Regions from separate parts of the Homo sapiens genome. Here region 1 is linked to region 2. Evidence: chromatin loops called from intact Hi-C (ENCODE). Cell type or tissue: sigmoid colon. All regions are shown on one strand. Each heading gives the region's core, and the rest is flanking DNA. Links, peaks and the distances in the headings are about the cores only.

Region 1 (9,897 bases), core at 807-8,806, 1.4 Mb after region 2:
CTGCTTCTGGGGAGGCCTCAGGAAACTTACAATCATGGCAGAAGGCAAAGGAGAAGCAAGTACATCTTACATGGCCAGCAGGAGGAACAGAGAGCGTGGGCAGGTGCTACGCACTTGTAAACAACGAAATCTCAGGAAAACTCACTATCACGAGAACAGCAAGGGGGACGCCAGCCCCCGTGATTCAGTCACCTCCCACCAGGCTCCTCCTCCAACACTAGGAATTACAATTCAACCTCAGATTTGAGTGGGGACATAAATCCAAACCATATCAGCCTCTGACATCCAAAGGTGAAGCAGAAGACAGGAAACCCTCACTGCGTGTCCTACATGGACTGGCCAGAGCCTCCATGGCCAGTGGTCTCTCACCAGGAAGGAATGCTGGGGGTGCTGCACTGTTTAAACCACAAAAGGGAGGAGAGTCTGGTCACAGACTTGGATGATTGGCTCAAGGAGACAAAGGAATAGGTCTTTCGTTTCTTGTTTTCCAGAGCTGGCTTCTTCTTACTCCTTAGGAAAGCATTCAGGTCACAGTTGTGTAAGGAATGGGTAAGAGAGAAAAAAGGTCAGAGTTTAGTCCTTACCTCCCAAGATCTGATTTCCTCATCCAAACAGTTGAAACAGGTGACCAAGGTCTTCCCCAGCTTGAAGACCAATTAAGGGATCATTTCTAAATCACTTTCTCACGAGGAACATTGGGTTTCCTTACTCTCCTTGGTCCTTAATGACTCAGTGGGCACTTCAGGCATTTGCCTCAGAAATTGAGTTGACCATGTTTTGTGGCTTTCTTGAGATGTTGGACCTTTAGGGAGAGAGGAGAGCAGTTAACGTGGTCCTAGTGATTGAGAAGGGTGCAGTGCTGTTTTCCCCAAATTAACCAGAATGAAGTCTCAGAACTCCACAGGGAACCCTTTCACGGAGGCCAGCGTGTGCACGATGTAAATATCGAGAAAGAGCAGTGGATTCTTACAATTACATGGCGTGCGGCACCTTAAAACCGTGAGGCTGAAGTCAGAGGTGACACATGAAGGATATGGCAAAGCCACTCCACTTGACAATGCACTTTAAAAACCGCACGGATGTTATAAAACCCAAATATTTTACTCCACATGCTTACTGGCTGACTTGCACAATACTTCCATTATAATTACGGGACAGACACAAAATGAAAAGAATATTTTTAACAAAGCACTTGCACGATGCAGCTGTACCCATTCTTAATGATCATTAATGTCTCATCCAAAGAGAACTGTACTTTGTTTGTTTCGTTTACCGAAGGTCAGCATACTGGGAAGCAATTGCCATCACATCTCAGACCTTTTTGCATATTTTCCCGCATTGTTCTGAGCCTGCATGTGCGCAGACGAGTCGATTGGTATGCAGATTGTCTGTCATTAAAGCCATTTGGAAATCAGCTTTGTCACTGGTTTAGTGTTGGAACTTCAGATCCTAGAAGCCACCACTGGAAAGCTCTGTGCACTCTGAAAGGGAAGGTGTGTGGCCCTGCTGAGCCCAACCTCGGGGCTGGAGGAAGAAGCTGACCTTGACCTTGAGCCAAAGCAATGCCCCAGGACGCTGAGACGCCACACCTCCAATAAAGAAAAACTGTGAATGGCAGAAGCAGGGAACTACTGGGAAGGGGCTAACAAGGAGAAAGCAGTGCTCAGAACCGCCACCCACTCTCAGGGTCACTCAGCACAGTCAGCTCCCATCAGTCAGGCAGCCGAGGCCACAGGTCAGGAGGCCACGGGGCCTGTGGACAACCCATATTCCAGACCTCGGCATTTCACCCACATGACCCCACCTCTTATCTGCAGATGGGACCACCCTGAAATCACTTTGCTTATGAAGGAGGAGAAAGGGGGGTGGCCCATCTCTCTGAGTCCTGCCCCTCCTAAAACAGAGCCATGAAGCCAGGTCTTCATGATGCAGCCACAGCATTGCACAATGTTTCCCATTTCCCCAGAACATGTTTCTAAGCCTCCAGGTGCATGCACTGTGGGCGCCTTTCACGAAGGAGGTCCAAATGCTGCTTTCACAAGAGGAACATGCCCTCTTACTCTGCTTACCTCAAAGCAGCTGGGTGAGCCCAGTCATCCTTGCGACCGGGATGTCGTCTTGACCTCTCAAGGGGTGATTCTAGGGACCAGGAGGGCAGGCTCAGCTCAGAGCTCCTGGACAATTGTCCTCCATCCTCACAGCCACCCCGGAGGTGGCTGTTTCTCCGCATTTTCCAGACAAGAAAGCCAAGTCCCAGAGAACTTTCCTGGGGCCATCTCTCATCACCCGCAGGAGAGACTGGAACTTGGGCAGGGCTCCTTCCTCTAGAGGGGGCTGGTGGGCACCCACAAAACCATATCCATTTAAAGAGAAAAATATGCAAATTCAATGAACATTGTTAAACTGTAGGGTTTTTATTTCCTTCTAGGTTCACCTACTGAAATACCATTCAGTTCAAAACAGGAGGATATGTCTGAATTATTAGGTAAGGAAGCCCCTCCTATCAACCTCTGGCCTGTACGTGAAGAGGGCTGGATGGTTGTCTGTGGCTGTTTCCCAGATAACCTGGTACCAACTGCAGACAGTGGAGGGAACTGATTGGTTTGGGGCTAGAATCATATACCAATGGCCCATAGCTTTACTGCTGACATCTAAGAGTCAAACTCTCAAGAAATTAAGGAAGACAGAATTTTAGACCATTACACCTAAAAAGTGCGTGGGAGCCTTGCTTCTCAAAGTGAGGTCCAAGGACCCTCAGCGTCTGCATCATCTGGTTTGGGGAGCTTGTTAGAAACGCCCAGCGGCAAGCCGGGCCCAGCCCTCCAGCACCAGCACCGCATTCAACCTGATGCCACCGATTCCTGTGCACCTGAGAGGCCCCATGGCTGAGCCGTCCCCTCCTCCACCGCCTCAGCCCTGCCAGCCCCCTGGAAAGATGGTGGAAACTACAGACCCCCTGGCCTCACCCCGGGGATGCAGGCCGTGCTGGTTTGGCTGAGCCTGGTGCCTCTGTGCTTCTCTAGGGCTCTGCAGGTGATGCTAAAGTACAGCCGGCTGAGAACCGCTGCCCTGGGCCAGGGCCGTCCAATAGAAACACAGCATGAGCCGAAGATGTGCTTTTCATTGTCTAGTGGCCACATTAAAAAGACACAGATGAGGCCAAAGCGGGCAGATCACGAGGTCAAGAGACAGAGACCATCCTGGCCAACATGGTGAAACCCCGCCTCTACTAAAAATACAAAAATTAGCTGGGCGTGGTGATGTGTGCCTGTAGTCCCAACCACTTGAGAGGCTGAGACAGGAGAATCCCTTGAACCCTGGAGGCAGAGGTTGCAGTAAGCTGAGATCGCAGCATTGCCCTCCTGCCTGGCAACAGAGCGAGACTCTGTCTCAAAAAAAAAAAAAAAGACACAGATGAAACTCATTGTAATAATATTTTATTTCACGTGATGATTTCAACATGGGATCAGTGTCAAATTACTAGTGAGATGTTTCAGTCTTTCCATCACACTGGCTCTCCACAGTTCCATGTGTCCTTTGCCTTCACGGCCATTTCCACGTGGACAGCCGCGCTCCAGGGTGTGAGCGCTTAGCCAGTGCCTGCACTTCTGCTCTGACCTCTCGTTTTACATGTGGGGAAACTGAGGCCCAGAATGCTGGGACTCAGAGCATGCAGTCCTGACCCCTGCTCACATCGATGCCCTTGGGAAACAGTCACCTCCCAGGACCTCTCTGCCAGCATTGCCTGTGGAGTGGGGTCGGGGTAGAGGATGGGGCCACCTTCCACCCGGCAGGGCCCGGGACTGCGGCTGTGAAGGCTGCACGGCCTCGAACAGGGGCTCCCGTGGGAACGCAGGGCCCCCAGGTGCTGGGCCCTTTCCAGGAGCTGTCGCTGTCAGAAGTCAGGCTTTGCTCCCTTTCCACATCTGGGTGGGAGAGGCCTGGGAAAAGCTCTGCCTGCCTGCGTGTTTGATGGGTTAGGTGGATGGATGAGTGAGCGCTCCAGTGAATGAATGGATGTTCCCATTCTCGCTCCTGCCGCCCCGTCCACTTTCTGGGTACTCAAGGGAACTGCCCCAGGCAGGAGTTAGACTCCCCAAGGTCAAGGAATGGCTGTGACTGGACTCACTTTCCTAGTGAAGCTGGCGGGTGCCAGATTCTGAGAGTTTTAGTCCTGAGACCAGCACCTGCTCCAGCCAGTGTCTCAGCCACCCCCAGAGAAACAGTGGCCTCAGAAAAGGATTCTGGAAGAGGAAAGAGTGGCTGGCGTTTCTGATATTTTTCCTGGGTCCTGACCAACTAAACCTAGAAGGAAGCAGCAGCTCTTACCCCCATCCACACCCCCAGATTTCTTCTAGGTAGAAAGCTGAAAGCATTGACAGTGAGAATTCAAATCCCTGTGGAGGTCAGCGAAGCCCACCCAGGCAGGCCAGGCCGAGACTCTCTGTCCAGAGCTTGCTGTGGGAGGGCAGTCACCACCATCACGTGCAATGTCAAAGCCTCCGAGTCACCATCACGTGCAATTTCAGAGCCTCTGAGTCAGGCAGGGGATGGGGCCTCACTAAGGCAAAGGAAGCCCAGGTCCCGTGCAGGCTGCAGCTGGGTGTGCTGGGGATGGCTCATCAGACGGGCGGTGAGGGGTTGGTGAGGGAGCATGTGTGGCTTTCTCTGGTCGGCTCCGAATTGGAAGCGAGGACAAAAGCCAGAGGAGCTGTCGATGATGGATGCATTCCTGGCCCTCTGGGGCCGGCTGGTCCAGGGGTTGCGCTTCGGCTGCCTGAGTCGTTGCTAGAGGAGGTCTGACTTCCTGCAGGTCTTACTGCGGAGCAGGCCAGCCCCCCGGACTGGCTGCTGCAGGTGTGGTTGGCTCTGTTTCTGTTTTTTGTTTTTTTTGAGATGGAGTCTCACACTCTTGCCACCCAGGGTGAAGTGCAGTGGCGAGATCTCAACTCACTGCAACCTCCACCTTCTGGGTTCAAGCGATTCTCCTGCCTCAGCCTCCCGAGTAGCTGGGATTTCAGATGTGCACCACCTCACCCAGCTAATTTTTGCATTTTTAGTAGGACAGGGTTTCACCATATTGGCCAGGCTGGTCTCAAAGTCCTAACCTCAGGTGATCTGCCCACCTCGGCCTCCCAGTGCGCTGGGATTACAGGAGTGAGCCACTGCGCCCAGCCTGGCCACAGCTGTTTTGATGGATGGTCTGGTCATTGTATTTCAGCTTCTCCTCTCTCAAAAAATTCAACCATCAGCAGTTAGACTTGGTTTTAAAACAAAGAGCTTCCTAACCTTGTTCCACCTGCTGGCTTCATCTCTACCTAAAGCGTTTTTCTAGCCCTGACCAATCTCCCCGAGGGTAGGGAGGCCCGTGGAAGGGTCAAGGCAGCCTTTCGCCCTGGGCAGCTCACCCTGGGGTGGCTCGGCCCCCCGCCTCTCTTTGGCCCCCAAAGCCATGACTGCTCTCCGAGCAGGAACGCGCCTCCTCACAGCTGGGCCACCATCCACCCGCCTCAGGGAATCCCAGGGTGTCTGCAACTTGAGGAGTTTGGGTCCCCAGGAGGCCACTCCCGGCTTCGGGCATGGAGTGGACTGGGTCACACTGGGACAGGTCAGGGACTGTGGGTACAGTTGTTAGAGATGGAGAGTTGCAGAGACAGCCCATCCACCATGGACGGGGGTGATCCCCAGTAACAATGGGGCAACCGAAGCCAGAGTTGGCCAGGAAGTTCAGACAGTGCCCCAGGAGGGCTCACTTCTTAGGGCTGGTCAGCTGAATCCTATCCTCTGCCTGCCCCCATTTGCCCTGGGAGCCCATCTGCCCTTGGTGGAAGCTCTGTTACTGCTGACCTGCTGTGCCTGGTCACGGCTGTAGAATGCTGCCTCCTGGACATGGCTGGCTGGAATGGGGTAGAGACCAGGGACTGAGGCTGGGCCATCCTTGGCCCCCCAGTGCCTGTGCAGTGTCTGGTTCAGAAGAGTGCCCAGTAAATGCTTGCCATTCAAATGCATATCCACTCTTCTCCAAGACCCCTATCTCACTGGACACCATGACTGTTTAGGAACTTGGAATTCCTAAGATTGGTGCTTCTGTCCAATCACTGGCCCCAGAGGACAGAGCCTGAGTGGCAGCGCCCAGCCCCTTGGCTGGGATCCTGGGGCACCCGCGGCTAAGAGGCAGGTGGCACGCAGCTCTGGTCCGGCAGCTCCGCAATACAAGGCCATGTCCCTGAGGTTGTCCTGGCCTCTCCTCAAGCTCGTGCCTCATGATCAAGGATGGTGTCCACAGTGCCAGACACCTCGTCCACTCCCAGGGCAGGAGGCGGGGGTGCAGGCCTGGACACTGGTTCCCCTTTTATCAGGAGGAGCAAATTCCTCGCAGAGCTGGTAGACTCCTCCTACCTTACAGGCCTGTAGCCCACCCGGCTGCAGGGGGCCTCACTGGGGGCACACATTGCCAAAACCCAGCTCTGTGAGTGAGAAAGAGGGACAGCGCGGCTGCTGGGTGAGAAACCAAGAGCCCAGGACAAAGCTTTTTTATCGGTCGTATTGGTGACATCTTCGTTTCCAGTGGCATTTTCAGCCTCTTCCCCTTTACCCTCGAATTCTGCATGAGCTGGTCCTGGGGTGACCAGACGCCCGCTTTGCCTGGGGCTGAGGAGCTTCTTCTTGAGGGACTTTCTGGGCTAAACCCAGAGGGCCCCAGCAAACCAGGACCCACTGCCCAGCCCAGCACTGCAGCCTGGCCTGGTGACTGTGCTGCAGAGACAGCGGTGACTCTCGGTTGCCACAACACCTGGCCATGGCCCAGGCTCCGTGCTGAGCACCTTCTGCATACACTGCTTTATTGGACCCTCAGGAAAGCCCACAGGCAAATACACACCCCCATTTTACAGACAGGAAACCAAAGCTCAGAGCCGTGAGGACGCTTGTCCAAGATCACATTCTGGTGGGAGCAGAGCCCGTGTGTTTTTTCCGGGTCTGTCAGACACAAAGCTCAAGGCTCTCATGGTAAAATCTCCCTAGGAGAACCCATAGGGACGTAAAAGAAGAAAATGCGGCTGTGTTGACACAGAGATCAGGAGCGACGCTCACTCACACACGGAGGGCAGCTTTGGGAGAGCCTCAGAGATGGGACAGAGGGACCCAGGGCAGGAAAGAGACTTAGGACCACGTGTGGGCCAAGCGTCCAGCCTTGTACCTTTGGGGGGCAATGTTCAGTGTCCAAAATGTCCAAATGGTCTCAGTTTTTCTGAAATTATTGAGGGAGGCAGCGGCCTGCCCACCCAGAGAAGGTTCTTTCGAAAGTCAAGTCCCACATCCCCTGGGTTCCCGGAGTTCCTGTTTGTACAGGAACTGTGTGTACATTCACTGTGTGTACAGATGGCCTTAGGGGACAGGAGCCAAGGGCCAGCCCTGCAGGGCCGACTCTAACGTGATCTTGTGTGCTTCTCCCAAGATGAAATTCTGGTCCAGGAGATTTTAGATCTGAATAAAACAACACCGAGCGAAATGCCAAGTACAGCATCAACATTATCAACACCGTTACGTAAGGAGAAAAGCAAGCACACCCCTTTCTAACCCTCTAATTGCCCTTATTCCTGGAGGTCTGTGGTATGGAATACGTGACCCTATAATTTGAGCATTAAGACCAGCTATTTCTGGGGCAAGGGCACATGGAGATGTGAACAATATGGCATCTAAAACCATTTCTACAGCTTCCCGAGACAGAGGAAGTCAACCCTAGACTGGCAGGGTTAATTCCCTTTACTCTGGGATCTCTGGAGTGCGTGTTCAGGCACGTTCTCGCCCTCGGGAGCCACTGCAGGAACACAGGGCACAAGAACCTGAGAACCCTGCACTAACCAACACTTTACAGTTCCTCCCACACACGCCCATGCTCTCACTTCACGCTCACCCAAGGCTTCTGAGAGAGCAGGGCAGTTATCATCACCCCATTTGACAGAAGGTAAAACCAAGGTCTAGCAAATGACTTGCCCAAGCCACACAGTGAGTCATGAACCAACACAAAGAATGGCCTTCCCCAAGTGCAGCTTCACATGGTCAAAGACATATGCAAGGAAATAGAACAGCACATTTAGAACCAAGACAGAGTACTGAATCAACAGTTGCCAAGGAGAGAACTGGGAATCAGAAATCCCCACACAGTGCATGAAAGTGTATTCGGCAGCAGGAAAGTTCAGCACTCTTGAAATCTTGCACCCAGAATGTAAATTCCAGTTCCTAGGATTGGTTCACCTGCCATCTGCCAAGGTCCACACTGTTGGTTCAAGGGAGTCAGAGGGCACCTGACTCTGTTTACACCTTCACTTACCAACGCACATTTCCACATAGAGCTTGCAAACTGTATTAACATCCCAACCTTATATTGTAAAATAAAGCATGGGCCAAAAATGTTTATACCTGTGTAATCAAGAAAACTTTTCCCCATTTTTTTCCATGTTCTTCATTGAAGATGCTGGTATTGATGAGAATTATCAAGCTGGTGGTTCTGAGAATTACCATGAATTATTAGAGAATTTACAATTCTCTCCTGGCATTGAGGTCAAAATTTCCAATGATGGTAAATGCAACCCAGTAATTACCCCTTCCCAAGTCCAGCTGTAATGGGAGAGGTAGGAGGCAGGCAGACGCAGGCGGAAACATCTCCTTCCTGGAGGATAAACCCTTGGTGGGAGAATGTGCCCACTTCCCCTGGTTGGGCAGATCTCCCAGTCTCTGTCGGGGCTGAGGGACCCCCAGCTTCCTCACCCCCTGCTGTGGGGCCGACCCTGGAAAAAACACAGCCCAGGGAAGCACAGCAGAAATGTCTCATGGGCAGGCAGATGCCAAGACAGGGAGGCAGGTGCTGCCACAATGCCTGGCCCCCTCTCCCAAAGCTTCAGCTAAGTCACTTCTCCTTCACAGGGCAGGTGCAGAGAGAGCCAGAGTGCCCCCAGGGGGGTCCCCCAGAAGTAGGGAAAAGCCTCCCTCCAACAGATGAGTCTGCTGGGAAAAAAATCAGTGTGCAAAGGCTCAGAGGATAAGATACTTGGACCCCATGGAGGGGCAAAATACCTCCTCTTTACCCTGGAGATTCAAAACCAGAAAGGGCACATATATATACCCAGGTATATGAGTCCATTCTCACACTGCTACAACGAACTACCTGAGGCTGAGTAATTTATAAAGAAAAGAGGTTTAATTTGTTCATGGTTCTGCAGGCTGTGCATGAGGCATGGCTGGGAGCCCTCAGGAAACTTACAATCATGGCAGAAGACCCTAGAGGAAGCAAGTACATCTTCACATGGAGACAGGAGAGAGAGAGTGAAGGGGGAGGTGCCACACACTTATAACCAGACCTCATGAGAACTCACTATCATGAGAACAGCAAGGAGCAACTCTGCCCCCATGATCCAATCATCTCCCACCAGGTCCCTCCCCTAACACTGGGGATTACATTTAGACATGAGATTTGGTTGGGGACACAGAGCCAAACCATATCACTGGGACACACATGTAGGACATCTGTGGTGTTCCCCACACACAGGACCAGGTCACAGCTCCAGTATCTGATGGTGTGCCAGGAGCCAAGCATTTCTGTAGGAGCCCAGGAATCTGCATCCCAATCCATTACCCCAAAGAGTCCCCCCAATAAGACAGACTCTGGAGTTGGGAAAGATTGAACTCGATTTTTTCAGGACTTAAACAGGAATAAGATTTTATTTAAAATTAATATGAATACCTCCAAATTTGTCTGCCTGGTGGTCAGTGTGGTGTTTGCCAACTGGCGAGTTTCTCTTTCTGCCATTGCTTCTCCATTTATTAATTGGGATTCTGCTTTAAGAAAGAGCTGCCCCTCCTCCCCTGTTTATGTATTCGGTTGCTTATTACTGTCTA
Region 2 (9,897 bases), core at 1,131-9,130:
CTCCCCATTATCCCAAACTCATCACTTACCTTTCTTTTCTCTCAGTCCCTAATGCAGCTGGTCTTGGCTTGGTGGTTAGGGGCAGAACAATTCAATTACATTGATTCATTTACACTAGAGTGTGGCTTTTGGGGCCCAAAGGAGTCTGGTGCTGTCCCGAGCTCAGGAGTTGTGTAGGGAGGAAGGCTCCACCTGGAGGCCTTGAAGCGGCCTCTAGGGCTGAGCAGAGGAGGCAGCAATGACATGGTGGAGGCTCAGGACTGTGTGGGCTGACTTCCTGGGCTGCCCTCATGCCCACCATGCCCTCAGAGGGCGGCTGTGGCCCCAGGGCCCTGGAGGGCTCTTTCTCTGTGGCTTCTCTGACAGCCAGGTGTGCCTTATGCTGTCCCCTCTTCCTCTGCCGCTTCCCCAGACTCAGACCTTCCCCGTTGACTCCATCTCAGCCTCGGCCTCACGGCTTCAGTCTGTTCTTATTTCCTCTCATTCCTTCAGTGCGCTCATGGGTCTGATTCACAGAGCTGGATCCTGAGGTCCCTCCTGTAGACTCACCTGTGACCTCGCCTGCCAAGGAGATGCCCAGTGATATTTAACCCATAACCATCAGGCAATTTGCACAAGCCAATGAGTGGGAAAAATTCAGAGATACTAAGAATGTTAGGTTTAAATAGAATCTTATTCTTGCATAAGCCCAGAACATCTCCAGTTCAATCCTTCCCGGCTCCAGAGGCTGGCTTACTGGGGGACTGTTTGAGGAATGGGTTGGGATGCAGATTCCTGGGACCCAACAGAGATGCTTGACTCAGGGATGGATATTTAATAAGCTCTTCTCCCTGGTGCCTGGAGCATAATTAGGCTCGGGAGCTGTGACCTGGTCCTGGGTGTGGGGTATACCACAGACATCCTGCACATGTGTGCTGGGCAGGTGTCCTTTCTGGATTTGAATCTCTAGGATAAAGAGGAGATATTTCACACCATATGGAGTCTAAGTGCCTCACCCTCTGAGCCTTTGCACACTTGTATTTTTCGCAGCAAACTCATCTGTTGGAGGGAGGCTTTTCCTTACTCCTGAGGGAACCCTCCAGGGGCACTCTGGCTTTCTCTGCGCCTGCCCCGGGGAGGAGAAGTGACATAGCTGAAGCTTTGGGAGAGAGGACCAGGCATTGTGGCAGCACCTGCCTCCCTGTCTTGACATCTGCCTGCCCACGAGACATTTCTGCTGTGCTTCTCTGGGCTGTGGTTTTTCCAGGGTTGGCCCCATGGGAGGGGGTGGGGGGTGCTAGGGGTCCCTCAGTCCTGACAGAGACCGGGAGATCTGCCCAACTGGGGGCAGCGGGCACATTCTTCCACCAAGGGTTTATCCTCCACAAAGGAGATGTTTTTGCCTGCGTCTGCCTGCCTCCTGCCTCTTCCGTTACAGCTGGACTTGGGCAGGGGTAATTGCAAGGCTGAAATTACCATCGAAGGAAAATCTGCCTGTATTCCCAGAAGAGGGTAGCTTTTTCTGATGTTTCTGAGAAGTGCTGTTGTCATAATCCTCTTTAATATGGACTTCTTTGATTAAGAACATGGAAAAAATGGGATGGGGAAAAGTTTTCTTGATTACACATGTATAAACATTTTTGGCCCATGCTTTATTTTAAAATGCAGGGATGGGATGCTAATACGGTTTGCAAGCTCTATTTGGAAATGTGTGTTGGCAAGTGAATGTGTAAACAGAGTCAGGTGTCCTCTGACTCCCTTGAACCAACAGTGTGGACCTTGGCAGATGGCAGGTGAACCAATCCTAGGAACTGGAATTTACATTCTGGGTGCAAGATTTCAAGAGAGTGCTGAACTTTCCTGCTGCCGAATACACTTTCATGCACTGCGTGGGGATTTCTGATTCCCAGTTCTCTCCTTGGCAACTGTTGATTCAGTACTCTGTCTTGGTTCTAAATGTGCTGTTCTATTTCCTTGCATATGTCTTTGACCATGTGAAGCTGCACTTGGGGAAGGCCATTCTTTGTGTTGGTTCATGACTCACTGTGTGGCTTGGGCAAGTCATTTGCTAGACCTTGGTTTTACCTTCTGTCAAATGCGATGATGATAACTGCCCTGCTCTCTCAGAAGCCTTGGGTGAGCGTGAAGTGAGAGCATGGGCGTGTGTGGGAGGAACTGTAAAGTGTTGGTTAGTGCAGGGTTCTCAGGTTCTTGTGCCCTGTGTTCCTGCAGTGGCTCCCGAGGGCGAGAACGTGCCTGAACATGCACTCCAGAGATCCCAGAGTAAAGGGAATTATCCCTGCCAGTCTAGGGTTGACTTCCTCTGTCTCGGGAAGCTGTAGAAATGGTTTTAGATGCCATATTGTTCACATCTCCATGTGCCCTTGCCCCAGAAGTAGCTGGTCTTAATGCTCAAATTATAGGGTCACATATTCCATACCACAGACCTCCAGGAATAAGGGCAATTAGAGGGTTAGAAAGGGGTGTGCTTGCTTTTCTCTTTACGTATCGGTGTTGATAATGTGGATGCTGTACTTGGCATTTTGCTCGGTGTTGTTTTATTCAGATCCAAAATCTCCTGGACCAGAATTTCATCTTGGGGGAAGCACACAAGATCACGTTGGAGTCGGCCCTGCAGGGCTGGCCCTTGGCTCCTGTCCCCTAAGGCCATCTGTACACACAGTGAATGGGAAACAGGAACTCCGGGAACCCAGGGGATGTGGGACTTGACTTTCGAACGAACCTTCTCTGGGTGGGCAGGCCGCTGCCTCCCTCAATAATTTCAGAAAAACTGAGACCATTTGGACGTTTTGGACACTGAACATTGCCCCCCAAAGGTACAAGGCTGGACACTTGGCCCACACGTGGTCCTAAGTCTCCTTCCTGCCCTGGGTCCCTCTGTCCCATCTCTGAGGCTCTCCCAAAGCTGCCCTCTGTGTGTGAGTAAGCGTCGCTCCTGATCTCTGTGTCAACACAGCCTCATTTTCTTCTTTTACGTCCCTATGGGTCCTCCTAGGGAGCTTTTACCATGAGAGCCCTGAGCTTTGTGTCTGAGAGACCCAGAAAAAACACACAGGCTCTGCTCCCACCAGAATGTGATCTTGGACAAGCATCCTCACGGCTCTGAGCTTGGGTTTCCTGTCTGTAAAACGGGGGTATGTATTTGCCTGTGGGCTTTTCTGAGGGTCCAATAAAGCAGTGTATGCAGAAGGCGCTCAGCACGGATCCTGGGCCATGGCCAGGTGTTGTGGCAACCGAGAGTCACCGCTGTCTCTGCAGCACAGTCACCAGGCCAGACTGCAGTGCTGGGCTGAGCAGTGGGTCCTGGTTTGCTGGGGCCCTCTGGGTTTAGCCCAAAAAGTCCCTCAAAGAGGAGCTCCTCAGCCCCAGGCAAAGTGGGTGTCTGGTCTCTCTAGGACCAGCTCGTGCGGAATTCAAAGGTAAAGGGGAAGAGGCTGGAAATGAAGATGCCACCAATACGCCCGAGAAAAATGCTTTGTCCTGGGCTCTTGGTGTCTCGCCCAGCAGCCGCGCTGTCCCTCTTTCTCGCTCACAGAGCTGGGTTTTGGCAATGTGTGCCCCCAGTGAGGCCCTCTGTGGCCAGGTGGGCTACAGCCCTGTAAGGTAGGAGGAGTCTACCAGCTCTGCAAGGAATTTGCTCCTCCTGATAAAAGGGGAACCAGTGTCCAGGCCTGCACCCCCGCCTCCTGCCCTGGGAGTGGACGAGGCGTCTGGCACTGTGGACACCATCCTTGATCATGAGGCAGGAGCTTGAAGAGAGGCCAGGACAACCTCAGGGACATGGCCTCGTATTGCGGAGCTGCCGGACCAGAGCTGCGTGCCACCTGCCTCTTAGCCGCGGGCGCCCCAGGATCCCAGCCAAGGGGCTGGGCGCTGCCACTCAGGCTCTGTCCGCTGGGGCCAGTGATTGGACGGAAGCACCAATCTTAGGAATTCCAAGTTCCTAAACAGTCGTGGTGTCCAGTGAGATGGGGTCTTGGAGAAGAGTGGATATGCATTTGAATGGCAAGCATTTACTGGGCACTCATCTGAACCAGACACTGCCAGGTACTGGGGGCCAAAGACAGCCCAGCCTCAGTCACTGGTCTCTGTCCCACTCCAGCCAGCCATGTCCAGGAGTCAGGATTCTATAGCTGTGAGCAGGCACAGCAGGTCAGCAGTAACAGAGCACCCACCAAGGGCAAATGCCCTGTCCCCAGGGCAGATTGGGGCAGGCAGAGGACAGGATTCAGCTGACCAGCCCTAAGAAGTGAGCCCTCCTGGGGCACTGTCTGAACTTCCTGGCCAACTCTGGCTTCGGTTGCCCCATTGTTACTGGGGATCACCCCCGTCCATGGCGGATGGGCTGTCTCTGCAACTCTCCATCTCTAACAACTGTACCCACAGTCCCTGACCTGTCCCAGTGTGACCCAGTCCACTCCATGCCCGAAGCTGGGAGTGGCCTCCTGGGGACCCAAACTCCTCAAGCTGCAGACACCCTGGGATTCCCTGAGATGGGCGGATGGAGGCCCAGCTGCGGGGAGGCGCGTTCCTGCTCGGAGAGCAGTCAGGGCTTTGGGGGCCAAAGAGAGGCAGGAGGCCGAGCCACCCCGTGGTGAGCTGCCCAGGGCGAAAGGCTGCCTTGACCCTTCCACGGGCCTCCCTACCCTCGGGGAGATTGGTCAGGGCTAGAAAAACGCTTTAGGTAGAGATGAAGCCAGCAAGTGGAACAAGGTTAGGAAGCTCTTTGTTTTAAAACCATGTGTAACTGCTGATGGTTGAATTTTTTGAGATAGGAGAGGCTGAAATACAAACAATGACGAGCACAACCATCAAAACAGAGCCAAGCACACCTGCAGCAGCCAGTCCAGGGGGCTGGCCTGCTCCACAGTCAGACTTGCCAGAAGTCAGACCTCCTCTAGCGACGACTCAGGCAGCCACAACGCAATCCCTGGACCAGCCGGCCCCAGAGGGCCAGGAATGCATCCATCACCGACAGGTCCTATGGCTTTTGTCCTCGCTTCCAACTCAGAGCCAACCAGAGAAAGCCACACATGCTCCCTCACCAACCCCTCACCGCCCGTCTGATGAGCCACCCCCAGCACACCCAGCTGCAGCCTGCACGGGACCTGGGCTTCCTTTGCCTTAGTGAGGCCCCATCCCCTGCCTGACTCAGAGGCTCTGAAATTGCATGTGATGGTGACTCAGAGGCTTTGAGATTGCACGTGATGGTGGTGACTGCCCTCCCACAGCAAGCTCTGGACAGAGAGTCTCGGCCTGGCCTGCCTGGGTGGGCTTCACTGACCTCCACAGGGATTTGAATTCTCACTGTCAATGCTTTCAGCTTTCTACCTAGAAGAAATCTGGGGGTGTGGATGGGGGTAAGAGCTGCTGCTTCCTTCTAGGTTTAGTTGGTCAGGACCCAGGAAAAATATCAGAAATGCCAGCCACTCTTTCCTCTTCCAGAATCCTTTTCTGAGGCCACTGTTTCTCTGGGGGTGGCTGAGACACTGGCTGGAGCAGGTGCTGGTCTCAGGACTAAAACTCTCAGAATCTGGCAACCGCCAGATTCACCAGGAAAGTGAGTCCAGTCACAGCCATTCCTTGACCTTGGGGAGTCTAACTCCTGCCTGGGGCAGTTCGCTTGAGTACCCAGAAAGTGGACGGGGCGGCAGAAGCGAGAATGGGAACACCCATTCATTCACTGGAGCGCTCACTCATCCATCCACCTAACCCATCAAACACGCAGGCAGGCAGAGCTTTTCCCAGGCCTCTCCCACCCAGATGTGGAAAGGGAGCAAAGCCTGACTTCTGACAGCGACAGCTCCTGGAAAGGGCCCAGCACCTGGGGGCCCTGCGTTCCCACGGGAGCCCCTGTTCGAGGCCGTGCAGCCTTCACAGCCGCAGTCCCGGGCCCTGCCGGGTGGAAGGTGGCCCCATCCTCTACCCCGACCCCACTCCACAGGCAATGCTGGCAGAGAGGTCCTGGGAGGTGACTGTTTCCCAAGGGCATCGATGTGAGCAGGGGTCAGGACTGCATGCTCTGAGTCCCAGCATTCTGGGCCTCAGTTTACCCACATGTAAAACGAGAGGTCAGAGCAGAAGTGCAGGCACTGGCTAAGCGCTCACACCCTGGAGCGCGGCTGTCTACGTGGAAATGGCCGTGAAGGCAAAGGACACATGGAACTGTGGAGAGCCAGCGTGATGGAAAGACTGAAACATCTCACTAGTAATTTGACACTGATCCCATGTTGAAATCATCACGTGAAATACAATGTTATTGCAATGAGTTTCATCTGCATCTTTTTAATGTGGCCACTAGACAATGAAAAGCACATCTTCGGCTCATGCTGTGTTTCTATTGGACGGCCCTGGCCCAGGGCAGCAGTTCTCAGCCGGCTGTACTTTAGCATCACCTGCAGAGCCCTAGAGAAGCACAGAGGCACCAGGCTCAGCCAAACCAGCACGGCCTGCATCCCCGGGGTGAGGCCAGGGGGTCTGTAGTTTCCACCATCTTTCCAGGGGGCTGGCAGGGCTGAGGCGGTGGAGGAGGGGACGGCTCAGCCATGGGGCCTCTCAGGTGCACAGGAATCGGTGGCATCAGGTTGAATGCGGTGCTGGTGCTGGAGGGCTGGGCCCGGCTTGCCGCTGGGCGTTTCTAACAAGCTCCCCAAACCAGATGATGCAGACGCTGAGGGTCCTTGGACCTCACTTTGAGAAGCAAGGCTCCCACGCACTTTTTAGGTGTAATGGTCTAAAATTCTGTCTTCCTTAATTTCTTGAGAGTTTGACTCTTAGATGTCAGCAGTAAAGCTATGGGCCATTGGTATATGATTCTAGCCCCAAACCAATCAGTTCCCTCCACTGTCTGCAGTTGGTACCAGGTTATCTGGGAAAAAGCCACAGACAACCATCCAGTCCCCTTCATGTACAGGCCAGAGGTTGATAGGAGGGGCTTCCTTACCAAATACTGTGGTCATATCGTCATCCATATTTTTAAAACTTGACTAACTTGACGGCAGTCCAGAACTTGAACCTAGGGGGAAATAAAAGCCCTATAGTTTAACAATGTTCATTGAATTTGCATTTGCTTCTCTTTAAATGGATACCGTTTTGTGGGTGCCCACCAGCCCCCTCTAGAGGAAGGAGCCTGTCACGCGTATCCATATAGAAGACCACCTAAACAGGCTTTGTGTAAGCAACAAGGCTGTTTATTCACTTGGGTGCAAGTGGGCTGAGTCCGAAAAGAGAGTCAGCGAAGGAAGATAGGAGAGAGGCAGCTTTATAGGACTTGGGTAGGCAGTGGAAAGTTAGAGTTGAAGGTAGTTATCTGTTGTCAGCAGGAGAGGGGGGTCACAAGGTGCATGGTGGGGAGATCATGAGATCCATTGTCCAGGAGAAGAATGTCACAGGGTCGATTGATCAGTTAGGGTAGGGCAGGAACAAGTCATAATGTTGGAATGTCGTAAGGTTGGTTAATCAGTTAAGGCAGAAACTGACTGTTTCACTTCTTTTGTGGTTTCTTGGCTGCTCCAGGCTTCTTGGCTCCTGCTGGGCATCTGGATATATACGTGCAGGTCACAGGGGTTACAATGGCTTAGCTCCAGCTCAGAGGCCTGACAGAGCCCTGCCTGAGTTCCAGTCCCTCCTGCAGGCCATGAGAGATGGCCCTGGGAAAGTTCTTTGGGATTTGGGCTTCTTGTCTGGAAAATGGGGGGAAATGTTCATCCTCGGGGTGGCTGTGAGGATGGAGGACAATTGCCCAGGAGCTCTGAGCTAAGCCTGCCCTCCTGGTCCCTGGTCCCTTGAGAGGCCGAGACAACATCCTGGTCCCAAGGATGTCTAGGCTTACCCAGCTGTTTTGAGGTAAGCAAAGTAAGAGGGCACATCTCCTTTTGTGAAAGCAACACTTTGACCTCTTTCATGACAGCACCCGCAATGCATGCACCTGTGTCAGAGGCGTTTGAACCAGAGCCACTCCATCTTGAGTAGGGGCTCGGTAAAATAAGGCTGAGACCTGCTGGAGTGCATTCCCAGGAGGTTAGACATTCTAAGTCACAGGATGAGGCAGGAGGTCAGCACAAGATACAGGTCATAAAACCTTGCCGATAAAACAGGTTGCAGTAAAGAAGATGGCCAAAACCCACCCAAACCAAGATGGCAACAAGTGTGACCTCTGGACGTCCTCACTGCTACATGCCAACCAGCGCTATGACAGTTTATAAATGCCATGGCAATGTCAGGAAGTTACCCTATATGGTCTAAAAAGGGGAGGCATGAATCATCCACCCCTTCTTCAGCATATCATCAATAAATAACCATAAAAATGGGCAACCAGCAGCCCTTGGGGCTACTTTGTCTATAGAATAGCCATTCTTTTATTCCTGTACTTTCCTAATAAACTTGCTTTCACCTTATGGATTTGCCTTGAATTCTTTCTTGCGTGAGATCCAAGAACCCTCCCTTGGGGTCTGGATTGAGACCACTTTCTTGTAAAATCTTTCCGGTGAACCATGGAAGAGATGATACTAAAGAGACCCCCAACCCAAAGGAAATAGACTGCACACTGATTGGCTGACCTTGTAAGTCATTTGCATTTACCCGGGTGAAGGGTGGGATTGGGTTAGAGGCCCAACTTAAGGGAGTTAGAGTCTCTCCTAAGACAGAGTGGGTTAAAGGCAACTCTTAATAAAAGGCAAGAAAGCTTGACTGAACTTGGGTTCAAGGCCCAACTTAGGAGGGTTAGAGTCCTTCCTAAGATTTAGGGGGTTAGAGGCCCCTCTCAGTAAGGTCCCTCTCAGCTAAGAACATGTTTGGCACTAAGGGATGTTAACTGCTATTCTCTTTGGATTAATCTGCCTTGCACTCTTTGCTGATGGCTATGGGTGACAGAATCATGGGACATGGGGGGCTTTTTGCTCCCTAAAGGGGGAAACTTGAGAGCTGATGGGACTGCTGGAAAAGATCCCTTTGCTACTGACAAGCGGCTGCCCGAACTTTTCAGTGTCACTACAATGGCTGGGTCTTTCTCTGGCCTCCTTGAGCTCTTCACCTTCCCCACCCTGCCACAGGCACTGCTTTCTCTCTCTTTCCTTTTCCTTTCTTATCTTTTCTATTACTCAGGGCGACCATCTTGCCCAGAGACCACAAGTTGAAACTCCCGGTTGGGGGTTGGATTAAAAGTGATGGGGCCCTGAAACCCCGTCTCTACTAAAAATACAAAAAAAAAAAAATTAGCCGGGCGTGATGGCGGGCGCCTGTAGTCCCAGCTACTCTGGAGGCTGAGGCAGGAGAATGGCGTGAACCCGGGAGGCGGAGCTTGCAGTGAGCCGAGATCACACCACTGCACTCCAGTCTGGGCGACAGAGTGAGACTCCGTCTCAAAAAAAACAAAAAACAAAAAACAAAAAAGTGATGGGGCCCAACCGGGGGCAAGCTTGAGCTTTGCCAGTTTGATATTGAGTGCTAAGCATAGTGGCTAATGTCCATGTTTTGTCATGTATTTTGCTCTGGCCAGAACAGAAAAAGATTATTTTCCTTTGTGTCGCGGCTTTGTCCCCAGGGCTGTGGAGCAGCGAGCCAGGTCACTAGGGCCATTCAGGGAAAGGGAACCCACCAGCCTGGCATGCCAGCAAAAGGGAAAGGATTTCTTACCAGTCAGACTTCTGGCCTCTCTCGTTCTCTCTGTGCAAACCATTCTCTCTCTCTGTGCCCGTTGAATGAATGGTAAAAATCAGTTTATCTCTTTCTATAAAGTTTTGATTAATAGGAAAAGGGATTCGTAAGGCTAGTCTTAAGCTGTAGTAAATCTGGTGTGCTTTGCATATTTTTCTGTATTGTTCTGTCATAAAGAGGGGTAACTTAGGATAGAATGCAGGCTTAGGACCCCATAAGCCTGCTGTTCAAAATGGCCTTGCA

What was found. Peaks named below come from ENCODE experiments on the same cell type or tissue, not always from the same donor. Only the 100,000 strongest peaks of a DNase experiment are listed, where the experiment ranks them.
Region 1: it touches region 2 in a loop (23-fold over the local background); 8 of 110 quality-filtered maps call a loop at or near these places.

The regions. Positions count from the first base shown.
Region 1 is chr13:112,390,593-112,400,489 of GRCh38, forward strand. It overlaps SPACA7 (sperm acrosome associated 7), which reads left to right. Exons shown (of 7, transcript NM_145248.5): 2 at 2,429-2,485; 3 at 7,457-7,546; 4 at 8,474-8,581. LOC105370372 (a long non-coding RNA gene) reads right to left here. Exons shown (of 5, transcript XR_944294.2): 3 at 585-802. Among named protein-coding and RNA genes, the nearest start is that of SPACA7, 19 kb to the left of the region's middle. RefSeq lists an enhancer at 1,106-1,636. In sigmoid colon, for the core only: no CTCF peak of the experiment used is centred there; a DNase peak (open chromatin) is centred at 4,669.
Region 2 is chr13:110,950,237-110,960,133 of GRCh38, forward strand. LOC105370364 (a long non-coding RNA gene) reads right to left here. Exons shown (of 3, transcript XR_931732.3): 2 at 6,944-7,015. Among named protein-coding and RNA genes, the nearest start is that of LINC00431, 11 kb to the right of the region's middle. RefSeq lists a silencer at 1,962-2,011, enhancers at 5,684-6,485, 6,751-7,950 and a cis regulatory region at 7,030-7,593. In sigmoid colon, for the core only: no CTCF peak of the experiment used is centred there; a DNase peak (open chromatin) is centred at 5,115.